Linked DNA regions of Homo sapiens: region 2 is linked to region 1. A link is an interaction called in ENCODE POLR2A ChIA-PET data of the cell type or tissue named here. Cell type or tissue: A673. All regions are shown on one strand.

Region 1 (5,000 bases):
GGGATCTGGGGCTTGCGGGGACTGCAGATCACTGGAGGGGATGCATGAATGACTCATTCACAGATATTTAAAGCATGCTTTTTCTGGAAGCATAATTGAGCTTCTCGGGGAAGCCCCTGATGAAAAGTATTGTTGAGCTGCTTTTTGATGCCCCCAGGGATTTTCTAAATTATGGTTAGAATATATGGATGTGGTCAGAATATGAGGGCTTGGTTTCAGAACCAATGTGGAAGAATGTAGATTTCACTAATGACCCCATACACCTTGCAGAGGAAGGCGATAGGTGAAGAATCCATAGAGACAGTTAATAAACATGAATGACTCCAGTTTATGTGAATGTTTGAGGGACCCCAAACATTGCAAATAAGCTTGCAGTGATGAGGCCACATTCAAACTTGACCCATGGCCTAGGTAATGATCACCTTTGGTTACTCACCTGATACGTATTAGATGTAGATTTTGCCCATGTTCTTCTCCCAGGCATGCTTTCTTAGGACCACCCATTGGCATCTTAAGCAGAAGAACGAGGTAGAGCCTTCTGTCCTTGTCATGGGTGGCGCCATTTTCTCATGGGGCAGGGTTACTGTTCGCTTTCCTTCTTTGCCCTGCTTGAAGATGAGCTGCCATGTTTTAAATTCATCCGTGCACATCCAGTATTAACCAGACACTAAAATTGAGGAGCAAGAAAGAATATACACATTTTCACTTGGGACTGAAAAACAGCAAAGATTTTTCAAAAGAATCTCATACCCAAATGACACTACCAAAAAAGGAAGCAAACCTAAACCAATATGAGAGGAATCTGTGGGAAAACGCACAGCTGGGAGGCGCAGGAGACGCTGTTGAGCTGTGACTTGGCTCCGTGATCAGCCTGAGGGAATTGGATGTGTATGAAGAGAATATTAGGAAGAAGAACCCTGTAGATTCGTAAAAATACCCAAGCTTTTAACATACAGGGAGATTTTCAAGGTTAAGTTTTTCATATTGCCACTCATTTAAGCCAGTTAATAATGTATTCTGAGCAAATGGGAAGAGGTCTTTACTGAGTATCTACCATTATTGAAAAGGCAAGAAAGGATAAGGCCTCGTTCTTCCTTTCCAGGCTGCCTCCTCTTAGGGCAGGCTGTAATAGACAGACTGATAATAGAACAAAATAGGCTAATAGATTAGGAAGACTCTTTTTAGTCCCAAAGGCAGGGACACTCACTAGTCACCTGTTTAATCAGAAATATGGGCCTGATGTGGTGGCTCACGCCTGGTCTCCCAGCACTTTGGGAGGCCAAGGTGGGTGGATCGCTTGAGCCCAGGAGTTTGAGACCAGCCTGGGCAACATGGTGAAACTCTGTCTCTACTAAAAATAGGAGATAAAAATTAAAAAGTAGTCAGGCACAGTGGTATGCACCTGTAGTCTCAGCTACTTGGGAGGCTAGGGTGGAACGATCAGCTGATCCTGGGAGGTGAAGGTTGCAGTAAGCTGAGATCGCACTACTGCACTCCAGTCTTGGTGATAGAGCAAGACCCTGTCTCAAGAAAAAAAAAAGGAAATATGTATTGAATGTTCACTGGCTACCATTGTGTTGGGCGGGTGCTGTACAGGATGTGAAGGTGTGTGAGAAGCTTCTTGGCTCTCAAAGCTTTATTTTTTTTGAGACAGTCTTGCTCTGTTGCCCAGGCTGGAGTGCAGTGGTGTGATCTCAGCTCACTGCAACCTTCGCCTCAGAGGTTCAAGTGATTCTTCTGCCTCAGCCTCCTGAGTAACTGGGATTACAGGCATGCACCACCATGCCCAGCTAATTTTTTGTACTTTTAGTGGAGACGGGGTTTCACCATGTTGGCCAGGCTGGTCTCGAACTCCTGGCCTCAGGTGATCCACCCGCCTTGGCCTCCCAACGTGCTGGGATTCCAGGTGTGAGCCACCACACCCGGCCCTCTCAAAGCTTTTCTAGATGTGGTCTCGAACATTTACTACACTTGTTTTCTTCTTGCACATCTCTGTGTCTGCATTCTATTTCCCCAGAAGCTGTATTGTCCTTCTGCTCTCACTGTATCTCCCCACCCCTCTGGCTGTCTGTGTAGGACAGATGTGACTAAAGAGAATAAGGGGCTTTCTCTGAGCCCAATGCATGGGAGCTACTTCTTTAAATTGTTTGGAGACCATATTTAAGTCTCACACATTCTTTATGGTAAAAACATTGCATATTACATATCTAAATGATAGCATTATTGGATGTCTATTGATTGATAGATTTCATTCATTATTGAGCAACTCCTGGGAACTGGGAAAAAGCATCAGAAACGGATTCCCTGCCCCTCTAGTCAAGAGAAAGTATGCACCAACTTCTTCTTTCACCTAGGTGTTAATCAGAACCGCCTGTGTGTTATTTGAAGCTTCTTCCTTGGCTGTTTCCAAGAAAGGCAATTGGTCTACCCTTTATAGAGCCCTCACTACTATCAGAACCCCAGGCCTACTGCAGCTGAGGCCCCCACCCCCGGATCTAGCAATTCAATGGGAGAGGAGGAGAAAAGCTGAGGCTGAACCGGGGGTTAAACCTTTTATTCTGCCGTGCACAACGTCTGGTTGCAGGGCGGGGGGAAGGCGCCTTCGTGGGAATGAGACTTCTTGGCTCCAGGACTGTGAGTGACACATAGCAGGACACAGGGAGCTACAGGACTTCTGTGGACTCTGCCCCACAGCTGATGCAGGAGAGGGGCTTGCCCTGTCTCTCCTGGTTTCTCTGCTAAATCCAGGCCTGGGGACACAGACATACTTCTCTGTCTGATCTTGTCCCTAAAGACCCCTGGCAGAAATTAGCATCCTACAAGGTGGTGCCGGCCAGGAGCCGGAGATTAGGCTGCGCCTCAAAGCATCCCACCCCCGGGTCTGGTGGGAGGGAGGAGTTCACTTCCACCTTTACCCTGTCCCCAGAGCGCCCTCTCGTGCACACCACAAGACCTCCGGGAGGGGCTGAGTGAGTGGCAGTGGAGACAGGGATGTGGGTGACTCATTCATTCTTGAGTCCACACATTCTTTCAGTGACTATTTATAGTGCCTTATTGTATATGAGGCTCTGTTCTCAGCACCTGATAACAACAGCGAATGTCCACGGAGCCGACCACCCAGTACAGAAGACAGACCCTTAACATTCTCACACAGATCCTGATTGAAATGCCTCTTTTTGAAACTGTGATGAACAACTCCCCTGGGGCAGTGACATTTAAGAAGAAGCTGGAAAGATGAGAAGGGTTTGGCTAGGCGGGCTGGTACAGAGGGGAGTGTCCAAGAGAGAGAACATTGTGTACAGAGTCCCTAAGGTGGGAAGAAACTTGCCCCATTGGAGAAGCAGTGGGGAGGGAGGGGAGCAGGTGGAGCTTGATTCTGCTGATCTGGGTAAAGTGGGGTGCTGTGGCGGCACCGGGAAGCTTGAATAAGGGGAGGTATGATAAAGAGGTCAGAGTGCGACTTGGCCTGGACCTAACTGGGAGAACAACCAGGACTGGGGCTGACCGTGGGACAGGCAGGCAGGAGGGTGCTGGTGTGAGCCCTGGCCTGGAAGTGAACCTCGGGCTAGGCTGCAAGGGACTTGAGGTGGGGCAGCCAGGAGGGAGATGGACAAACAGCTGGGCCCTGTGGAGCACAGAGCTGAGTGAGAGCAGGTGAGGGTATGGAGGGTGTCGTGCTGCAGGCCAGGCCCTGGGCCAAGCGGTATCCCTCCCTGTGCCATTTGTTCTCTGCCACAACCCCAGGAGGTTGTGTTTCTCTTTGGATTTTACAGGCCGGGCAGTGAGGCTTAAGAGAGGTGAGTCATTTGACAAAGGTTGAAGGTAAAGAAGCTACGAGCCAGTGGGAGGATTCTGAGAGGTCCTTTAAAGCAGAGTGTAGATTTGTAGAAAGGTGGAAAGGAGTGGGTGTTTAAGTGTGGAAAGGTCAGTGCCTGGCTATTGCATGGGAGCCAGTGCCACAGGGAGGAGTGGCAGTGACAGGTGCATGGTAGAGGGGAAGGCGATGTCTGGGACATCAGCCAGTGACAGTGATGAGGACCGGAGGGGGTGCATGACCAGGTGGTGTGGTTTACAGTGACCTCCATCGTGCAGATGGGGCAGCCTGTTCCCCACATCTCCTCTGCCACAGAGGTTCACCCTGGTCCCTAAAGCAGGGCTGCAAAGGTAAGGGGGACGCATTTCATGTCACAGTCTTCTCATGTATAACCATCTATTTGGGGACAACTTCTTTCTCTGTGCAGGTTCTGTGTGCACCACCCGCACCAAGACGGGAGTGGGGTACCCCCAGCTGAGTGCCGTCATTGAGTGTGCCGACTCTGCCCATGGCCTGAAGGGCCACATCATCTCTGTGAGTCTCCACCCGGGGCTGAGGCTGGGGTGTCTTGGGAGGCCCCTGCTCCCTCGCTGCTCTTCTTTCACTGGCTGGGCATCCTGTGGGCATGGGAGGGAGCTGGGCACTGCGGTCACAGCGCTGACATTCAGCAGAAACAGAGGCCCTGCTGCCCACGGATTCCACAGTGAGGGTGGCAGGCCCAGTAGGCAGAAGCCATACAAGCAGGTGGGTGGTCCATCTGATGAGGGATGTGCAGGCAGCTTTCAGAGCACAGGGTAGGCCAGGCCACAGCTTGCTAGAACAGTTGTAATAAAGCCCCACAGACTGGGGGCTTCAATTTCAGTGTCTCACCATTCTGGAGACGAGAAGCCCAACATCAGGGTGTTGGGGGGGGCATGCTCCCTCTCAGGGCCCCAGGGAAGGATCTGTTGCAGGCCTCTCTGTGACCTTCTGCTGGTTCCTTAGCTTGTGGCGTCCTCTGTGTGTGTGTCTCTGTGTGCAAACATCCCCTTTTCCTGAGGATACTAGTCCTTTCAGATCAGGGGCCACCCTCCTCCAGGATGTCCGCATCTTAACTGATGACGTGTCCATTGTTCCTGTTTCCAAATAAGGTCACATTCTGAGATGCTAGGGGTTAGGATGGCAACATGCGAGTTTTTGGGGGGAC
Region 2 (5,000 bases), 1.9 Mb after region 1:
TGAACATCATATTTAAGGAGGCAGCCTGTCTTTAATCTGGCAGTCATAGAGAGTTTATTTGAAGAGTTGGTAGGCCCAAGACTTTTTCTGAAATGTTTATTGATGGTCAATTCAATTTCAACTTCTGCTATGAGTGTTTGTGTGTTTGTGTGTTCATTTACATGAGGGTCCACAGAGGAGACAGAATGTTTGAGCAAGGACAGGCAGTGTCTAGCATCTGAAACATTAGCCAAAAAGTTACAATGGGCATGGCGTAGGAGCTGTTGCTGCCCCTCTCACATTCTCATCAAATAAAATCTTGTAGATTTCATGCTGTTTTTTTTCACTGCCTGACTTTGCTGCCATTCCCCGTGAAGCATATTTAGCTTTATTTTTGAGAGATATGAGACCATTTTCTCCATGAGAGCTCTGTCTGATTTTCAGCTTAGAACCTGTAAATATTTTTTTCCAGGGAAAATTTTCACCTTCTTATTCTTATTATTTTGAAGCTTGGCATCAGCATGCATAAATTTGGAGAAAGATGTGACTTAATTCAGGAAGGTGGAAGAATAACTGACCCCACTATTGACAAGCGCATGGATTTTCATTTTAATGCTCTCTTGGATGTTGTCTCTGAGTGGAGAAAGGATAAGACTCAGCTCCAAGATGTCCCTTTAGGAGGTATGGGGAGAACGGTGTTCTGATTGTTCCATCTCAGTTTCGTTGTTACCTAAGCTTCATCAGCAGTGGCATTGTTCATTTGCGAGGTCGGATGTCGGCAACAGGGTAGCCCTCCTGAGCATTTCTTTTGGACTGATGGATTCTCCAAGTTCTCAGGGGAGGAGAACTTTTTGTAGGGAGGCTTAGATGCTTGTGTTGTGTACACACACACACACAGACCTTACTTTACACAATAGCTGGTGTTTTACAAAATTACCTACGTGTTTAATTTTAAATTTCCCAGAGTAGCTTACTTTTATGGGAACATGTGGTAAGCCCTGTGTGATAAATCATCACCCTGTAATGTCTTTTCTAGGTAAGGGTTTGTGTGTGCCAGGATTTCTTTTTGTTGAGCAGTGAGTTAAGGTTTTTTCCAGTATATTTTAAGAATGCAAGAGTATTACAGTTTAAGAATTTTAACCCATTAGGCACAGTGGCTCACACCTGTAATCCGAACATTTGGGAGGTCAAGCGGGGAAGATCACTTGAGTCCAGGAGTTCAAGACCAGCCTGGGCAACATAGTGAGCCTTGTGTCTACAAAAAAAAAGGGCGGGGGGCAAGCATGGTGGTGTGTGTCTGTAGTCCCAGCTACTCGGGAGGCTGAGGTGGAAGGATAGCTTTGAGCTGAGGAGGTTAAGGTTCCAGTGAGCTATGATCCCACCACTGCACTCCAGCCTGGGCAATGAAGCAAGACCCTATTTCAAAAAAAAAAGGAATTTTAATTCAAAATCTTTTGGCTTTTGTACTTAAATGGGCAATATTAGCCACAACTATTTAGAAAACTTGACCATCCATAGTGGCTCATTTTCACGAGGGTGCCAGCTTAAATTTTACTGTATTGCTTCTTAAATTGATATTTATTTGGCCTACAATTTTGTGACCTGAATGTATTCACTTGTAGTTCTTGGAGGCATGTTGGAGTTTCTTGTAGTGTGAACATTGGAACTCAGTTTGCAAGGTGTTAATTTGCTTCAACTGTATGTTTCTTTGCAAGAGCTCTCAATTCTTCAGGCTGATATACAGTTCATCTCTGTTTGGGGTAAACTTCTTAGTAGCAGGGACTATGTATCTCTTCTTTTTCTCTTTTCCCTTCCCCTCTCCTGTGGCAACCCACCACCTCTAGGAGACCTATGCTGTAATCGTCCTTAGTAAGTTTTGACTGATATACTACAAGAGAACATTTTCAGAAATATACTCTCGTCAACAGGGATCATTTAATCAAATGTTGTAGTGTCCAGACTAATTCGTAAGTTGTTAAATTTCCTGGAGTTGAGAACAGTTATTAGGCTGACGTGCAGGATATTCTCAGGACTTGGTTAGTGTTTTGTACCTGTGTTGCAGTCACTGGCTGGAGTTTTCATTACATGTCTTTCAGAGTCACCATATAAAAATGTTTAATGATAATGCTTTGCCTTACCCTTACCTAGAACAAGCTGTAGGCCAGGCATGATGGTGTGTGCCTGTAGTCCCAGCTACTCAGGAGGTGAGAGGATCGCTTAAGTCCAGGAGTTAGAGACTGTGGTGAGCTGTGATCTCGCCACTGCACCTCAGCTTGGGTGACATAGTGAGACACTGTCTCACAAACAAAACAAATAAAAAACCCAAGTTGTTAAGGTAGGCTCAGCAATTCTTACTGTGTAAGTGGGTATTTCATCTTATCAATAGCTTGTTTAAAAGCTTTGATAGTAGTGCACACATCTCTGTGTAAGGCTATAGTTATATCCTGCCTGTTGGTATCTTAGCTGTCTGAGATCTCATCTTACCAGCACAAAGCTGGGGAAACTCAAATCTAAATACTAAGGGACTAGATTTCATTTCAGAAAGCATGTGCACTAAAGCTGTTTTAAATATTATTTACATAAAAATCACACTGTGCTGGGCGCGGTGGCTAACGCCTGTAATCTCAGCACTTTGGGAGGCCAAGGCGGGTGGATCACCTGAGTTCAGGAGTTCGAGACCAGCCTGGCTAACATGGTGAAACCCTGTCTCTACTAATAATACAAAAATTAGTCGAGCATGGTGGTGCATGCCTGTAATCCCAGGTATTTGGGATGCTGAGGCAGGAGAATCACTTGAACCTGGGAGGCAGAGGTTGCAGTGAGACAAGATCAGGCCATTGCACTTCAGTCTTGATGACAAGCGAAACTCCGTCTCCAAAAAAAAAAAAAAAAAATCACATTGAGGCCTCTCTCAGTCTGTTTATACACTATCTTAGCAATCTTGGTTTTTCTCCCCGCCGCCTCCACAAAACCAACAGGAATGTAGAAACTGCACAGCAGGAAGCGGGGATGGGACTTCTACAAAAGTCACAGAAAGTGGCACAAAGCCCAGGGGTCTAGGAGCAACAAAGACAGGCACAAATCTGGAGGCCTCTTGGGCATCCGCATGTTACAATCTAGTGCAAGAACTGAACATTTTGATGAAAGCCTTGAGCTGTTCTAAAAAAAAAAATATTTGAAGTAACTGATACTCAGTTCTGCTTCTAGTCAGAGAAGTGTGTGACACTCTGTTAAACTTGGGATTACACCTGTAATCCCAGCACTTCGGGAGGCTGAGGTGGGTAGATTTCTTGAGCTCAGGAGTTTGAGACCAGCCTGGGCAACATGGTGAAACCCATCTCTACTAAAAATTCAAAAATTAGCTGGGCATAGAGGCGGGCGCCTGTAGTCCCAGCTACTTGGGAGGCCGATTGCTGGAGCCCCGGAAGTTGAGGCTGCAGTGAGTCGGAATGGCACCACAGCACTCCAGCCTGGGTGACATGGTGAGACCCTATCTCAGGAAAAAAAAGAAAAAGAAAACACCACCAGAAAAAGAAACGTGGAGTCTGTGATACATGTTTTGGATGGTTGTCATCACTGGAACAGTTGTAAAGAAGTAACCTGTACTGAGATGCTTAGAATTAGTCAGACATCAAGCCAGAACCCTCTTCCAGCCCTGCTATAAAGGAATGTAAGACAAAAATGATATCACAGGGCTGTGTCCATATAGTTACAAGGTCCGGTTGAGTGGGACAGATAAGTAAGGGCTGGAGTTGATGACAGGGAGAAATTCTGGGGGCTTGCCACGGCCCGGTGATGCCCGACTATAAAGAATGGATGGGATTGGGTGGGAGAAGGCATTCCCATGAGGGAGAGTGGGAGGTCGCAGACCCTGCAGGGTAGGAATTTACCAGGAAAAAGATTCAAAGCATTACAGCAGAGCCTGCGAGTGGGCAGATCGTAGCTGCTGCCTTTGGAAAGATTAAAATGTGCTAGCTTTGCCTGGCTGTGGTTGGGGAATTTATTACATAGGCAACCAGTAATTGTAGATATGGAGGCGGAGTGCTGACAAGATACAAGCCCATAATGGAATATTCTTGTTTGGGACAGACTGTAGCCAATAGGTTACAGGTCTCTTAGTTGAGGTGAGATGTTGTAAGCATTGACTTTAAGGTGATGGCAGCAGGACCAGAAAGAGAATGGTAACTTCTGTGTGTGTGCATGTACATCTATGTGTGGGGACAGTTTTTCTGTATCTTGAGCAAAAGAGGAAACCACTTCTCAACGAAGCGAAATTGAGACGTTTCTGAAGATATAGAACTTACATAGCTTTGTTTCCGGTTGTGCACATGTACCCTAAAACTTAAAGTATAATAATAATAAAATTAAAAAAAAAGATAAACTTTCTCTTCCTGAGAGAAATGGACCTTATCAAGAGATCTTTTCCCCTCTGACTTTACTTGGGAAAAGACTTTGGAAGTTTTGGGTGTTGCTGGGTGACAGAGGTTGAAAGCAAAGGAGAAAGAATTGGAGAATCTTGTTAAAGCTATTTTTTTCTGCTTTGATCCATTCCCATTACAGAAAAGATAGAAGAAATCTACAAGGCATTTATTAAGGAATCTGGTATCCAATTCAGTGAGCTGGAGGGACAGGTGCTTCAGTTCCATCTCAGTAACCTGGAGTACGCCTGTGGCAGCAACCTTCACCAGGTGCGCTTGGGTTTTGTGAAAGGTGTGCTTTGAAAATACTTGGTTTAGGCCGGGCGCAGTGGCTCACGCCTGTAATCCCAGCACTTTGGGAGGCCGAGGTGGGCAGATCATGAGGTCAGGAGATCGAGACCATCCTGGCCAACATGGTGAAACCCTGTCTCTACTAAAATACAAAAAATTAGCCAGGCCTGGTGGCGCATACCTGTAGTCCCAGCTACTCGGGAGGCTGAGGCAGGGGAATCGCTTGAACCTGGGAGGCGGAAGTCGTAGTGAGCTGGGATCGCGCCACTGCACTCCAGCCTGGAGTCTCAAAATAAATAAATAAATAAAATA

Evidence for each region. ChIA-PET counts read pairs that join two places held together with the same protein. Peaks named below come from ENCODE experiments on the same cell type or tissue, not always from the same donor. Only the 100,000 strongest peaks of a DNase experiment are listed, where the experiment ranks them.
Region 2: POLR2A ChIA-PET joins it to region 1 with 13 read pairs; 1 of 35 experiments calls an interaction of 5 or more read pairs at or near these places.

What each region holds. Positions count from the first base shown.
Region 1 is chr6:16,274,543-16,279,542 of GRCh38, forward strand. It overlaps GMPR (guanosine monophosphate reductase), which reads left to right. Exons shown (of 9, transcript NM_006877.4): 6 at 4,242-4,348. Among named protein-coding and RNA genes, the nearest start is that of GMPR, 38 kb to the left of the region's middle. RefSeq lists an enhancer at 2,776-3,070. In A673, a CTCF peak has its summit at 2,936 (motif pointing left); a DNase peak (open chromatin) is centred at 2,959.
Region 2 is chr6:18,200,998-18,205,997 of GRCh38, forward strand. KDM1B (lysine demethylase 1B) reads left to right here. Exons shown (of 22, transcript NM_001364614.2): 14 at 489-660; 15 at 4,540-4,667. Among named protein-coding and RNA genes, the nearest start is that of KDM1B, 48 kb to the left of the region's middle. In A673, no CTCF peak of the experiment used is centred here; a DNase peak (open chromatin) is centred at 2,974.